Regions from separate parts of the Homo sapiens genome. Here region 1 is linked to region 2. The links are chromatin loops, found by intact Hi-C in ENCODE. Cell type or tissue: PC-3. All regions are shown on one strand.

The links. A loop is a pair of places that touch in the nucleus more often than their neighbours do. Peaks named below come from ENCODE experiments on the same cell type or tissue, not always from the same donor. Only the 100,000 strongest peaks of a DNase experiment are listed, where the experiment ranks them.
Region 1: a loop joins it to region 2, with 13 times the contacts of the local background. A loop is called at or near these places in 9 of 110 quality-filtered maps.

The regions. Positions count from the first base shown.
Region 1 is chr4:106,325,642-106,333,641 of GRCh38, reverse strand. AIMP1 (aminoacyl tRNA synthetase complex interacting multifunctional protein 1) reads right to left here. Exons shown (of 7, transcript NM_001142416.2): 3 at 6,078-6,191; 4 at 5,399-5,566; 5 at 1,759-1,970. Among named protein-coding and RNA genes, the nearest start is that of AIMP1, 13 kb to the right of the region's middle. In PC-3, a CTCF peak has its summit at 4,434 (motif pointing left); no DNase peak of the experiment used is centred here.
Region 2 is chr4:106,804,982-106,812,981 of GRCh38, reverse strand. The region is part of intron 5 of LOC105377356 (a long non-coding RNA gene); the gene reads right to left. Among named protein-coding and RNA genes, the nearest start is that of DKK2, 230 kb to the left of the region's middle. In PC-3, a CTCF peak has its summit at 3,684 (motif pointing right); no DNase peak of the experiment used is centred here.

The DNA.
Region 1 (8,000 bases), 480 kb after region 2:
TTTGTTTTCTGAAGCTACACAAAGCACAGTCCCTGGTGCTAAACTCACCAGAAGAAAGGAAAAGTGGAGATACTCTAACCTCCTATCAATTTCTTTTATGAAACACTTAAAACCCAAACTTCACTGGCTCGGATAATTAATCATTGGAGACCTAAAAGAAATGAGCTTGTTAAGTAGGAAGTAGAAGAAATCACTTCCTTGTACTCTTGATGATAGGTCAATATTGATCCATTACCCGTACTGTGTTCCAGCAACGCTGAAATTAGAGAGCCAAAACAAAAGCCCAGGCTAGGGATCAAAAGTGCAATTTGATGCAATTATGATACAACTGTCTACCAAATAAGTAAAGGAAATGAGTAAGGAATCCTAGACAGAAAAAACAAGTAACACCCTTGTTTTTTTGAGACATGGTAAAAAAAGATACTCGAGTCTCTTCTTAACCTTCCGTAAATATAACACTAGCAGAAAAGTAAAGATAAATACCAAATAATCACAAGTGACCTTCCACCTCAACTATGGAATGGTTGAAACTGTGTTAAAGAGTCTAACTTCCACCTAAAGGGGCTATCCATTACTAAGTGTTAACCAATTTCTGCCTTAAGAAAATAGCAGGGGGTTGGGAAGGGTAGGGGTGGGGCTTAGTTCTGAATTTTTAAGAAACAAGACATCAGGATTTTCATGTAAAATTCCATGTGTAAGTATTTTATGAAATACTATGAAAGATAAACTGAAACTTTTTGGGATTGCATTCTTTCCTTGGCCCAGCAGTTTGTAATTTATGACCTTGGTCATATGCATGGCTCTAAAAACTACATAGCACCTGTAGTTAGAAGTTTCATGACTAACTCCACCTTGAATGGTAAACAGTAAAGCTGAACAGTATAGGGATTAAAGATAATCAGCCTCAGAGTGAGATAAATGAGTATATATATATATATCTATATAGACAGATGTATAATGAGTATATATCTATAGATACATAAAAAAGTGAACCAACTTATATATATATGTATATATATATATATATGTATCTCTGTATATATATAGCATAACTTGGTTAACTTTCCTAAACGTCATCTGTAAATGAGGGTGATACTACTTAACTGACAGTTGTATATAGTAAGAAATAAAATAGCATGTGAAAAAAATTTATCTATTAAGTACTTCTAACACAATAGTCATCATAATCATTATTTTTATCACTGCTTCATCATGGAATTTTATAATTCCTTGCTTTTCAAAATCATGTAAAATAAACCCAGAAAGCACCAATCTAAAAGCATGAGAGCAAGTTTTATTTCTCTAAAACCCAAAAAATATTTTCATACTTGAGGAAAAATGAGGAGAGGGGATCACGGAGATTGAACTTGTAATTTTTAATAGTATTCCTTTATTTGTTAAAAATGGGATGTTTTGTATTTTGTTGTTACTTAGATTTCAAATATATTTTATATATATATACACACCAATAGTTTTTTAATGCAAAATACAAAAGTAAAAATACTTTAAAAATAGATAAAATAATACATCTTTTCTTCTTCCTATCCTTATGCATTATATCTTAATTTACAGATGTTTTACAGGTTTTTGGTGGTTTTATGCTTTTTTTGTGTAATTAACCACATTCAAACTAATCGACTGAACTAATTAACAAGGGCACATGTTGTATGGTATACAAAATTATAATGGAAAGATACCAAGAAGGAGGGAATGAAAATGTTGTATGTACACAACAGGAATTTCAGTTGTACAGATTACCTGTTCAAGAGGAACATGATTCACCAGGCCACTGACAACTGTCCTTGGGGCTATTTCTCCGACATCTACTTCTTCCACATACAAAGAATCTGCATCAGGGTGTTTTCTAGCAGTTATGATGCAACCAATTCGAAGATCCAGACGGGAAACATCTATTGGCTTAGAGTCGGCACTTCCAGCTATTGATTGCTGTTTTTTCTCCTTCTTCTCTCCTAAAAAGTATTTATGAATGGGTAAACATCAGAAATAAAACCAAGCAAAAAAACACTATGAAAACTCCATGGTATCCATACCAATGAGCTTAAAAGGAAAAAATAAAAAGAATGTTTATCTCCTACCTTCACTTAAATAATAACAAAGAAAAAAATTATCCAAGTCATAAAATCTTGAATCCTATTTTAGCTATTTCTCTGTTGTATTTCTATTTGAAGACATTGTGTGAGGTTGGCAAACTATGGCTCATGGGACAAATCCAGCCTGTTGCCTGTTTTCATAAATAAAGTTTTACTGGAAGACAACCATATTCATTCATTTACATATCATCTATGGATACTTTTGCACCAGGGCAGAGTTGAGTAGTTGTGACAAAGGCTTTAGGCAGAAAAAGTTTGCCTTTCCCCGAAACAGGATAATAGAGACTCCTCTAAAAACTTTTACTATGGCTCTTTGGAAGGTGATAAATACTTTATTTAGAAAGAACACCACAACCAGTACCCAAATGACAGAATGAACTAGAGCAGAATGCAATTTCACTCATTAAATATTTTCCTCCTCACTTATATACACTAGTAAGTACATAATTAATTTCTCCATTTCTTAGATTTCTCTGAAGATATATTAGGATTTTAGGGTTATCCACAGTAACTATTTAAGCAGATAAGAATATTTTATTCTGATTATGTTTTAATAATTATATTTTTATTTATTTGCTGAAAATGTAACTCTTATTAACACATGATTATTTTAGCTACTGAGTTAATTGTAACCTGCAAAGAGGATTCATATTCTTTAAGTTTACAATTAGCTTTTCTGGCCCCAAAAAAGTAAAATCAAAATAAAACCTTATTTACCTTTGAATCCAAAGAACAGAGATAAGCTATTGTAGCTTGGAAGCATTCTTTCTCAACTATACATTTATTTAATCTTTCAACATACGGAGTGCTATGACACTGGAAACAGTAAGATGGGCAGTCCATGTTGTCAAGGCACTCAAAATCTCTTTTAAAGAAGACAGACATGTATATGTATAATGAATATGTGATAAACATGACATACACAAAGAAATATAGAAACTCAGTGAAGAATAATTCTGCATGAAGCAGGAAAGGAGAATTCTGTGTAAAGGTATTCATAATTCATACAACAATAAGTTTATCAAAGAGGGGATGGAATTAACTTAAAATAATGGCCAATTTTTAATCTCATTAGCAAGCTTTAAAAAAATTCCATTTTCCATAAACAAATTAGCAAAAATTTTTCAAAAGGTAAAAATCCAAATTATACAGAAAAATATGTACAACAAAATTACCAGAATATGCCAAAAATCTTAATATTTTTGTGTGATAAAGTATATGCATTTACTTTAAAAATACTGTAGTATAACAATATATCTACATTTGTATATATTTTAAAACTCTAATGTACTTCCTAGGCATTTGAAATACTTTTATCAGGAATCCCCATTCTAGAAATGATTGCAAATATTAAAATCTATACCAAGATCTTTGTTAATTATCATAAGGAATTTCAGAAATCCTTCACTGACAAATGAGTGACGCTCAATTAAGATATGTGGCAGTCTAGCTGGGCATGGTGGCTCATGCCTATAATCCCCGCACTTTGGGAGGCTGAGGCAGGTGGATCACCTGAGATCAGGAGTTCGAGACCAGCCTGACCAATATGGTGAACCCCTGTCTCTACTAAAAATACAAAAATTAGCCAGGCATGGCGGCATGCACCTGTAGTCCCAGCTACTTGGGAGGCTAAGATAGAATTGCTTGAACCCGGGAGGTGGAGGTTGCAGTGAGCCGAGATTATGCCACTGTATTCCAGCCTGGGTGACAGAGCAAGACTCCGTCTCCAAAAAAAAAAAAAAAAAAAAAAAAAAAAAAGATATGTAGCAGTCTAGAAAGATCATATGGGCACCACAGCCCTTGCATGAGCAGAATCTGGCAGTCCTAGCTAGCAGCTAAACACCTATGGAACAGCCCTCTATAACCAGCACTGTCTAATATGGTAGCTGCCAGCCACATAGGTTATTTAAATTTAAATTTAAAATTATTTAAATTAGAAATTCAGTTTAGTCATACTACCCACATTTCAAATCTTTAATAACCACATGTGGCCATTGACTACCATGTTGGATAATGCAGATATAGAGTACTTCCATTATCATAGAAAGTTCCATTGGATAGAAGTGTTCTAATCTTATAACTCCATTTGGTCTTGTGGTCCTGTGTGCTCCCTCTTCCATCAAAGGAGAGCCTTGTTGCCTTCTCTAACTAGAAGACTGATTAATCCTGAGTCAGAACAGTGCACCCTCCTTAGAGAATAGAATATGGATTCCACCAAATTTGCAAGAACAGGTTATATAGTTGTTTTGTGTCTACTTCTTAACGTACTTTATAAACTAGAAGAGTTAGTCTGACTTGCTTTCATTGTAATCATACCACCTAGTGGTGAAGTTGTATAGCAGAGGCTGTACAGCCCCTACCTACTTTTAACTAACAGAGGTTACTGATGTTTGCCAAAGGAACTGGCAAGTGCTTTAGAGGCTAAATTGGCTTGGGTTAGTTCATAAATCCCTCTGCATGTTATATTTTCCAAAAAAAAAAAAAAAAAGTAAATAAGTTTAAGTATAATGAGAAATATTCATAATTATTTATAAAGGCAACTTTTTAGACATATCTGGGGAAAGGAAGTCAGATTTACAATTAGAATAAATAGCTTTAGCAGCAAGGCTAAAAATAAACTAGAAAAGATGAGGCTTTAATATTAATTCAGATGAAAGATCGTTGAAAACCTGAACTGAGGTAGGACCTAATGAAAAGAAAGAGCAGAGCTGGGGTCTATGTATGTTTTGGGGACAGGAATAATAGAATTTGTTGGTTAATTAGATATGAAGAACAGGGAATAGGGACAGGTTAAGGTTGATGACTAAATTTCAAGGGTTGTTGCCTAAGTGGATGGTGACATTTCTATCTACTTTAGTTCTCATGGATTCTTGAAATCTTAGTTCAGACAGTCTGTTTTGACTGGTGGAATGTTCTTTTCCTATCTTCACAACTGGTCCTAAGCTAGTTTCCTATCTGTGACTTCTCTCAAACTATACCACAAATAGATACCAAAATTCAGCCATACCAAACTACATATGGGTTTCTACACTTAACCTTTACAGTCTGTTTTAACTTATGCCAGTCCCTCTGCCTAAAATGCCACATTTTTACCCCGTTAATCTGGTCAATATTCACACACCATTTAGGACCCAGCTTTTATGTTCCAATATCATATTGTTCCTAATTTTATCCTAGCTCATGAAAGTTGAACTTTACTTTTGATACTATTATTATTATCATTATCAAAACTTGACATTTTCTGATAATCCAGTCAAGAGCTAAATATGCTTAAAGGTCAAAAATACCTTTCTTTTCAATTTTCTCTTTCGCTTTCTTTTCGTCTCCTGTTCCTCCTTTTATCTGTTCTTTGGTACCAGAAGATACGGTTGTTACTGCTGTAGACTGTATCACATTTTCAGAAACCATAGAATTAGCGTGCAGTGGAGTACCAGATGGAAATGGTATTTGCTTCACTGAGACAGAAAATGAAATAATGTCATTCATATTAAACCAATAAATATGACAAAAAATATGAAATTGTGAACCACAAATGGGAACTCTTTTTAAATGAAAAATTCACTGTATATGGCTATCAAATATCCACTGTCTGAGACTATAAAATGGCTGCCAAAAAATTAGGCATATTTTAGCCATAATTGAGGTATCAAAGAATAAAGGCATGATTCCCATTTAATCAATTACTAAACCGAGAAACCTGCAAATAAGAACAGCTAACATTTATTATGAACTTACTATGCCCCAAACACTTTTCAAAATGCTTTATACAAATTAACTCATGTAATTCTCATACTCTAAGAAGTAGGTTCTATCCATGCCCCCATTTTATTGATAAATCTGAGTCATTTAGAAGTTATGAAGTTGTCCAAGTTGCCTAGATACAGATTCTTACTTCTTTCCTCACTGTTGGTGTGACTGGCCAACTTCTTAACTTCTGGATTACTCAAATTTTCTATATTTAATTACCTCCATTTTGAATTTCTGCCTGAATTAGCTCTTGTTTCAGTTCTTCAATTTCTTTCTTCAGTTTAGCATTTTCAACTCGAAGTTTCTTCTCTTCCCTCAAAGTTGCCTGCAAAACTAGGATCAAGAACATCCAGTTAAAATATGTTTTTAAAAGAGGTTTTGTATGAATACTATTTGAAAAGAAGACAGCCAGTATAACTACAGCTAGGATAATACTAGCTCTAGTGTAACCAAATGTTTGGCCAGTGCCTTTATGCCAGTTTAATATTTATTAAAACAACATGCTATTTAAGAGAGAGAGAGAGAGAGGGAGAAAATATATGAAATAAGAGTAAAACAGAAAGACTTTGTTTATGAATCATTTTCCTAGCTCCTATTAAGATGCTAACTAAGATCAAATTACCACCTTTTCAGCATTGCGGCTATAATAAAAGGCAATGGCAAATAACTTAAGAAGCTGGCACAAAAGTGTCAATATGTGGCCAGGTGTAGTGGCTCATGCCTGTAATCCCATAATCCCAGCACTTTCAAAGGCTGAGGCAAGAGGATCACTTGAGCCCAGGAGTTTGAGACCAGCCTGGGCAACATGGCAAAACCCATCTCTACAATAAATACAAAAAGTAGCTGGGGGTTGTGGTACATTCATGTGGTCCCAGCTACTCAGGAGGCTGAGGTGGGAGGACTGATCGAGGCTTGGAGATTGAGCCTGCAGTGTGAGTTGAGATAGTGCCACTGTATTCCAGCCTGGGTAACAGAGCAAGACCCTGTCTCAAAAAAATTTTTAAAAATAAAAGATAAAATGTCAATAACAGATGCTGAAAAAAAAGAGAAGCATTATATTAAATTATATATATATTTTTAAAAAAATTCTGAGATGTTACCACACAAGCAAAAACTATTCTCATGTCTTTCTTTTTAGTCATTACCTTTTAAAAGAAGCTGAATATTGCTAAAGTCTGAGTTAAGCTAATCAAACATTCAATGAGTGAAATAACTCAAGGATTTGCTCAAAATATAATGTATGTGTTAAAAGTGTGCAATGGGGTAACAAAAGTATAAGAGAAAAATAATGGTTCTCAGTGGGGTTGGTACTGCTTTGTAGGTAGGATTTTGAAAATCTGTAGGATTATTTTTGATTGTTAGTACTGGCATTTATTGGGCAGAAGCCAAGAATGTCAGATGTCCTGCAGTATGCTGGATACTCCTGCAAAATGAAGAACTGTTTCACATCCTGCAGAACTTTATAGTGGCCTATCATAAATTTGTATAAGTAAAAATCCTATTAATAATTATTTGAGTCTAGATTTTTAACTATTCTTTATATATAAACACAAAGTGTTTTTAAGCATGCTTATTATACCCTAAATTTTCTATGAATCAAGTACCACATAAATCAAGAGTAGACTGTACCTTGTTTTATTCAAAATACTATCTAATCAATCACTCATCAGTTTGAATAAATCATCTATATCACTATCTGCTTCTGGTATCTGAGACACCTACACAAAGGCAGTCTGACTATATACCTATACTAGTTGGCATTGTACCTATTGCATTCTTGATGATTCCATGTATGTGAATCATGGGGCATGTGACCCTCTTACACTGCCTTTAGTGGTATAATTCTGCTGAAGTATTACTTACTGAAATACATATTATTGTTACTACTACTTATACCTTTCTTTTTATTTCTCTTCTCTATTTTATATATAGGATTAAGATATGTTTTAAAATTATATATAGGTAGGTTATTTTTCTAGGAAATATTTTCCTTACAGGATATTAACAGAGATTTTATAAAACATTCATCCTAAATTGGGAGCAATATGACTAAAAACTACCAGTATAGGCTACCAAAGAATAATATAAAGGTGAAGAATAAGTAGAAAGATTTTCAAACTGGCAAAACTAAAATGCTTATCA
Region 2 (8,000 bases):
TTGGAGGGATCTGGTATCACAGATAGAAGTAACAGAAGAATAGGAAATGAGCCTATTTAGGAGTAATTAGATCCCAGATACCCTTTCACACTATACTTCTATAACCTTCCTTTACTGCAGCAGAAAATTGAAGATTTACTCCCTGGAGAAATTACATGAGAAAGTCTCTCTGTGCAGAGGTGAATGACAGGCTGGCCAGCCCTAGAAATGGAGAAAGTACCTGGGAATATCCTGTGGACAAGTGGGAGAAAGTTAACACACAACTCACTTCCCTAAAGTTGGTCCTAAGTTTGGGCAGCAGGCCTCATCCCCAGTAGAATTATTTCCAGGAGAGAATGACTAGCTAAAGAGAGAGGACTGTCATTTGCAGAACTGCTCATTAAACAGATGGACTTGGTTTTATTGCCCTATGTGAAGCCAACCAGTTGAGAAAAACCCTTCCACACACATAGTTTCCAATGAGCTTTTTAAGGTCTCCTTCTCAAACATTAAAGGCTAGCCAAGAGCGCCAGGATGATTAAGAAATCCGCCACATAAAAAATGAAAGAAAAACACAATAAAATAGAGGAAAAATTCAAAAGAATACAGAAGGAAAGAGGGATGGGGGGAAATATACATATATATACACAAACGCATATATATATATATATATATGTGTGTGTTTGTATATAGTATTATGCATAATTTTTAAGAATTGTTTCTTTTTCTCTGCACTCTTTGTTTGCATCTTTTCAGATGTCTTCTTCCCTACTTCGCCATGAATATATTAATTATTTTTTAAAGTTTTATTCTCCTTTGTCCAAAAATGGAATTGATAGAGTACCTGATGCATGTGACTACACTGAGAGGGCTTTGGCTGCTCAATAGAAAATTTGAGAAGTATTAGTAGTAGTTACACCGAAAGTTAAGCAAACAAAACAGAAGGTGACTGTTAACTCCAAGAAAAACAAGTTGTAAAGGAAAGGAAACAAAATAATACCACACAGTGTGGCCTAGCTATGAAACTTGCTTACTTAATCACAATGATGTAGACATTGAATATCGATATAATAAGAAATTGTGGTATAATGGAACATTACGAGAAAAGGGTATATGTATGTGTGTACTAAATTTGAATCCACTTTACCAAGCAGAAAGTACATAATAAAAAAATTCAAGGAATAGTATTATAAACATATTATCTAGAAATGTAGAGGCAAATAAAACAAAAAGTTAAACATTTTAAGGTATGGTAAACTTGGGAGAAAGAGGAGTGGGCAAATTGCCGTTTTCTTTCAAGACTTTTGTACTGTTTGGTCTTTTTAAACATATATCTATGTATTAATTTAATATAATAAAGTACTCATTTTAATTTTGCTTCTATTTATCTATTACATGACTTGACTTATCATAGATAATTTTATTTCAGTTGCAAGATCTCCTCCTCGTAAAGTTTCATCCATAAAAATTATTTCCGACCAGAAAATATCAATAATTTCTATTTTTATTAATCACATTTAATATTAAGTACCCCACAGCATCTTTACTAGTTATTGAGCTCACATAAGAGATGAAAAATTGATTTATCATCATTAAATTTGTATTTATTTGATATGTGATTAATAATTAAAGATAAAATTAAACTGCCAGCCACAGTTCTAAGTCCTTTGTATACATTAAGTGCTATGCATATAGTTTACATACATCAATTCGCTTAATATATGAGGCATGCATATCATTTTGGAATAGATTTGGCTGCAAGTGAGAGAAAGCCTAAATAGCAGTGCCTTCAACAAGAGGGCAATTCATTCTCACATATAAGAAACGTGTGGGCCCGGTGTAGTGGTTCATGCCTGTAATCACAGAACTTTGGGAGGCTGAGGCAGTCAGATAGCTTGAGCTCAAGTGTTGAAGACTATCCTGGGCAACAGGGTGACACCCCGTCTCTACAAAAAATACAAAAATTAGCCAGGTGTGGTGGTGCGTGCCTGTAGTCCCAGCTACTTGGGAAGCTGAAAGGGGAGGATGGCTTGAGCCTGGGAGGAGGAGGTTGCAGTGATGAGAAATCACATCGCTGCCCTCCAGCCTGGGTAACAGGGCCAGAACATATTTCAAAAAAAGAAAAAAAAAAAAAAGAAAGAAAAAGGAAATGTCTGGGGTGGGCACAGTGGCTCATGCCTGTAATTCCAGCACTTTGGGAGGCTGAGGCTGGAGTATCACTTGAGGCCAGGAGTTCGAGACCAGCCTGGGGCAACATAGAGAGACCTGATCTCTACAAAAAAAAGAAAAAAAATTAGGCCAGCGTGATGGCATATGCCTGTAGTTCTAGCTACTCTACTCATGAGGCTGTCAGGAGGATCACTTGAGCCCATGAGGTGGAAGTTGCAGTAAGCTATGCTTGCGTCACTGCACTCCAGCCTGGGTGGCAGAGTAAGACTCTGCCTCAAAACAAACAAATAAAAAATAACAAAACAAAACAAAAAAACTAAAAAGACACATAATTACCATTATTAAATCAGCTGATTCTGTCATTTGAAACTGGACACTGTCTCTAAAAAAGAGAAGGAAGAAGAAGGAAGAAGAAGGAGGGGGAGGAGGAGGAGGAAGAAGAGGAGGAGGGAAAGGGAGAGGGGGAGGAGGAAGAGGAGGGGCAGGAAGAAGAAGAAGAAAGAGAAAAGAAGGAGGAGGAGGAAGAAGGGAAGGAAGAGGAGGAAGAAGGGAAGAAGGAGGAGGAGAAGGAGAGAAGAAAGAAGAAAGAAGGAGAAGAAGAGGAGGAAGAGAGTGAGGAGGAGGAGGAGGAGGAAGGGGAGGAAATGTGTCTGAAGATAACAGGGCAAGGGGCTGGTGAAAGGTTCTGCTTCAAAAAGCCTTCAAGAACCCAAGGTCCTCCCAGCTCTTCGCTCTGTCATGCCCAGAGTATGACCCTTATTTTTATGGTTTAAGATGAACACAGACAACCTATGGGCTACAGAATAGAAAAATGGATGAAGAAGAGAAGCAAAAGGTGAACTTCATCTTTTACTTGAGGAAGGCTAACCAAAACTGTCATAGGCCGGTCTAGTTCAGTTTCCTTTGGCTATGTTCAAACTACTCTTGGTAACTTTTTACAAAGAAATAGAACACTTTAGTTCTAAATGTTTCCAATATTTTAAATAATAGTGTACTGTTACTTAAATATATATATTTAATATACAATATATATTTAATGTATTATTATACATGTTAGTGCTCTGATATTTTATTTATTTCTATATTTCTAACTATCAGTAAGGGTTTTTATGGTTTTTAAAAATATTTTCAAAGGTCATTGAGCAATTGTAATCTCCCTTATTAATTATTAAGACAATCTTGCATGTTCCTACTTACATGGCTATTATGATATGTGAGTACTGATAATCAGAAATTGTGGTATACTGGAATATATATGTATATATGATTTGATATATCATGTGCAATGTGAAGATTGTCTTTACAAGAGTAAATAGGCAATGGCAAATGGCTTGTATAATTGTCTAAGGGTTCTGAAAAGAAAAAGGAGAAAAACTGAATAATGAGAAATGAAGATGTTCAGGACAGAGGCATGTAGTTATGGGAAAAAGAACAAAGTGTGATGATTTTGGTTTTGCAGTTTAATGCGCATTACAGATTATCCCCTACAGAAGTGAATGAAACCATCAAGTTAACAGAATGACTTGACCAGTAGATGTCAGCCAGACTCTATCCTTAGCCACCCTACTGCTCCTACAATGAGATCACGACCTGAGAGTAACCATACTGGCAGAGATGGATGAGTTTTATAGGCCAAAAAGCATGAGCTTTTAGGCCTATTGCATTTAGCTGGACTATTCAATGTCCAATATCTCATCAAGGCATTTAGTCATCCAACTATTTAATGTTCAACCTGCCAGCAAAATAATCCAGTGTTGATCTTCTACTATGGTAACATTCTCTGAGGAAATCGAAGCCACTTATTATTAGCTGTAGATGTTTTATAGATGACCTATATCCACAGAAAGTCCCTTTATTCTTAGTTTTTATAATGAATGGGTGTTAAATTTTGTCCAATGCTTTTTCTTCGTCTATTGTGATTGTATGTGTTTTCTTAGTCTGTGAATATGGTAAAATATATTGATTGGTTTTCAATTGTTAAACCATCCTTGCATCCCAGGAATAAACATCACTTGGTAATGATGCAACTTGTTAATATGTTTAAAATATTTGTGCCACCTATATTTGTGAAGAATATAGGTTTGTGGTTTTCTTTTCTTATGTTGTCTTTGGTTTTGGTGTCAGGATTATGTCAGTCACATTAAATAAGTTGAGAAGTGTTCTCTTTATCCTGCGAATAAGTTTTGTGGTATTTTTTTCTTTAAATGTTTACAAGAATTCAGCAATAATGTCATCTGGGCCTGGAATTTTCTTTGTGGGAAGGATTTCAGTTACAAACTTCTATAGTAGAGACGTATCGAGATTTTTTTTTTCCCTGGGGTCAATTTTGTTAGTCTTTCAAGAAATGTGTCCATTTTATCTAGGTGATCAATTCATTGACATAAAATTTTTTATAACATTATTTTATTACCCTCTTAATGTAGGATCTTAGTGCTGCCCCCTCTTTCCTTTCTAATATTGACAATTTATATCTTTTTTCCTTTTTCTTCATCAGTCTAGCTACAGGGTTAACAATTTTCTTGATAGTCTATCTGTAATATTCATCCATTTTCTGTGTAAGTTATTTCTGATTCTATATTCATTATTTTCTTTTTTCTGCTCACATTGATTTTAATTCTTTTTTAGCTTCTTAAATTGGAAGTTTTGGTAACTAATCATCTTTAATATATGCGGTTAGTTATAAATTTTCCTCTAAGTATTGATTTAACCATATTTCACACATTTTGCTAGACTTGATATATTGTGTTTCATTTTCAGCCAGTTCAAAATATTTTATACTTTCCATAGATTTTTTTTCTCTAATCCATGGTTTATGGAGCAAAATCTGGCTTAATTTTCTAATACATGGTGATTCTTAGATATCTTTCTGTTATTAATTTCTCACAATTCCCTTGTGGTCAGGGAACATGTTCTGTATGATTCAACTCTTTTCAATTTATTAAAACTTGTTAATGGCATAGCTTGGAGCACATTTGATCAATGTTCTACATGTACTTGAGAAAAAGAGTGATGCGCTGTTGTTGAGTGAAGTTTCTATTAATATCAGTTAGATCAGATTGGTAGATAATTTTTTTAAGACTTTTTATTCTTACTTTCTGCTTTAGTCATTCTACAAATTATTGGGAGAGAAATATGAACATAATTGCAGATTTTTTTGTTTCTCCTTCCTGGTGTATCATTTATGCTTCATGCACTGTGAAATTGCTGTTATATGCATAGACACTTAGCATCGTCATGTTCTTGTTTTCTCAATCCACTTGTTAGGAAATATTTCTATCTCTGGTACTATTTCTTTTTATGAAATATGATAGTAATATGGTCCTTTGGTTTTCTTATAATTGTTTCCATGGGATATATTTTTCATCTTTTTAATATATCTTTTAGATTTAAAATGTATCTTCTATAGACAGTGTGTGTTTACGTGTGTGTGTCTGTGTGTGTATGTGTGTGTATATGTGTAAATAGCTGGGCCTTGCTTTTTTATCCAGTTTGACCATCTGGCTTTTTATTGGTGTTTGCCATTTATATTTAATTTAATTACCAATAGAATCGAATTTACATCTGCTATCTAATGCAAAATCACTAAATAAAATAGCTAAAGATTAAGCTATAACAATAAAAATCTGATTGCATCTATCCTAAAAATGTAACATTTAACTAGGAGAATACCTGTAAATGATTTTAAAATCATTTCAATGAGCTGCTTAAGAAAAAAAAGAGCTAAAAAGTTTATAATTTATTTTGAAAAATTACATATGTTTGAAATTTAAAATAACAATAAAATTTATCTCTTTTAAACATACTATTAACCCCACAATTACTGGAAAAAGTATAAAACTATATCCATATAAATTTTAAAAGCATCAACTTTTATGGTTTATAGCTTCTTTATAGTTTCATCATATGAGAAAACAAGAACATGACAATGCTAAGTGTCTACGCATATAACATATTGTAGTTTCATCTGTATCCTTAGACACTATGGTATGTCATTTTGCATAGTTAAAATGTATATGAATGAAATTATACTGCAACAAGATTTTTCATGAATTACACTAATGATATTCATTCATGTTGATTTATGTAGTTATAGAGTATTTATTTTCCTATCTGTATTAATATGACAAAACATATATATCCTTTTTACTGTGTATAGACATTTTGGCTGTTAGTCATTTTTCTATTATAAGTAAATGACTAACTACTACTCATACAAATCCAGGAGATGCTTATCATATAGAATACAATGTGAAGAGTATCTCACTGAAGTTGAATGGTACATGGATTCTTACTAGCAATACTAACAGAAAATTTTTTTTTATATGTATCTCTTGCTGAGTTTGTGCAAAAGTTTTTTCTGGGATATATCTAGAAGTAGAGCTGCTACAATAAACAGTATATGAATTTTCAAGGATACTTTGACATCACTTCACTGTTTGCCAAAGTGGTTACACAAATTTACACTCCCATTAATAGTACTTGAGTTTCCATTACTCTACAATTGGAATGTGTAAAATGGTGAAGTGGTATTAAATTGTGGTTTTAGTTTGCATTTCCTAACTATGAATGAGGTTGTTCATCTTTTACTGTTTATTGCCCATTTGTGTTTCTTCTATTTTTTTGTCCAAGCCTTTGGCTCATTTTGTATTGGCTTGTTTATCTTTTTCCTATTTATGTTTTTATATATTATAGGTTCTATTTATTTATTATATGTGTTGGAAATTACATCTACCTATATGTGGCCCATATTTTCATTATATGGTATCTTTTCATGAACAGATAGTTTAATTTTAATGTATTTTTAAACGTTAATCATCAGCTAGTCTTCTAGAGGTTCTTCTTCTGTGACTTAAGAAACCCATCTGTACCCCAGGGTCCTAAAGAATGTCTTCCTATATTTCTTCTAAAAGTTTAATAGTTGTGCTTCATTAAGTCTTTGATGAATGTGGAATTTATTTTTGTATATGGTGTGAGCTAAGGATCTAATTTTATTATCTCCCATATTACAACCAATTTTTCCATCACTAGCCGTGTCACAAAGGAAGTATTCATATGTGTGTGTGTTTCTTCCTGCTATTGCTGTGTCACCCCATGGTAGAAAGCAAAAGGGCAAGACAGCAAGAGAGAGCAAGAGAATGAGAGAGGACCAAACCCATCCTTTTCTCAGGAAATCCACTTCCAGGATAATAAATGCATTCCCTTGATAGCGGCATTAATCCATCCATGAGAGCAGAGACCTCACAATCTAATCACTTCCTAAAGGTTCCACCTCTCAATTTTGTTGCACTGGGGATTAAGTTTCCAACGCATATACTTAGGGGTGTAGCAGGACGAGTCACAGACAAGAACCCCTCCGACACTGAGTTGTAGAAGGAAGGGCTTTATTCAGCTAGGAGCATTGGCGGACTCAAGTCTCCAAAAACCAAGCTCCCTGAGTGAGCAATTCCTGTCCCTTTTAAGGGCTTACAACTCTAAGGGGTTCCACGTGAGAGAGTTGTGATCGATTGAGCAAGCAGGGGGTATGTGACCATGACCAGGGGCTGCATGTACCAGTAATCAGAATGGAACAGAACAGGAGAGGGATTTTCGTGATGCTTTTCCATACAATGTCTGAAATCTATAGATAACACAAGCAGATAGGTCAGGGGTTGATTTTTAACTACCAGGCCCAGTGCGCAGTGCTGGGCTATCTGCCTGTGGATTTCATTTCTGCCTTTTAGTTTTTACTTGTTTTTTTCTTTGGAGGCAGAAATTGGGCATAAGACAATATGAGGGGTGGTCTCCTCCCTTAGGGGGACACATCCAAACCATAGGAAGTCACTTCCATTTATGTATGTATGTTCTATTCTGTT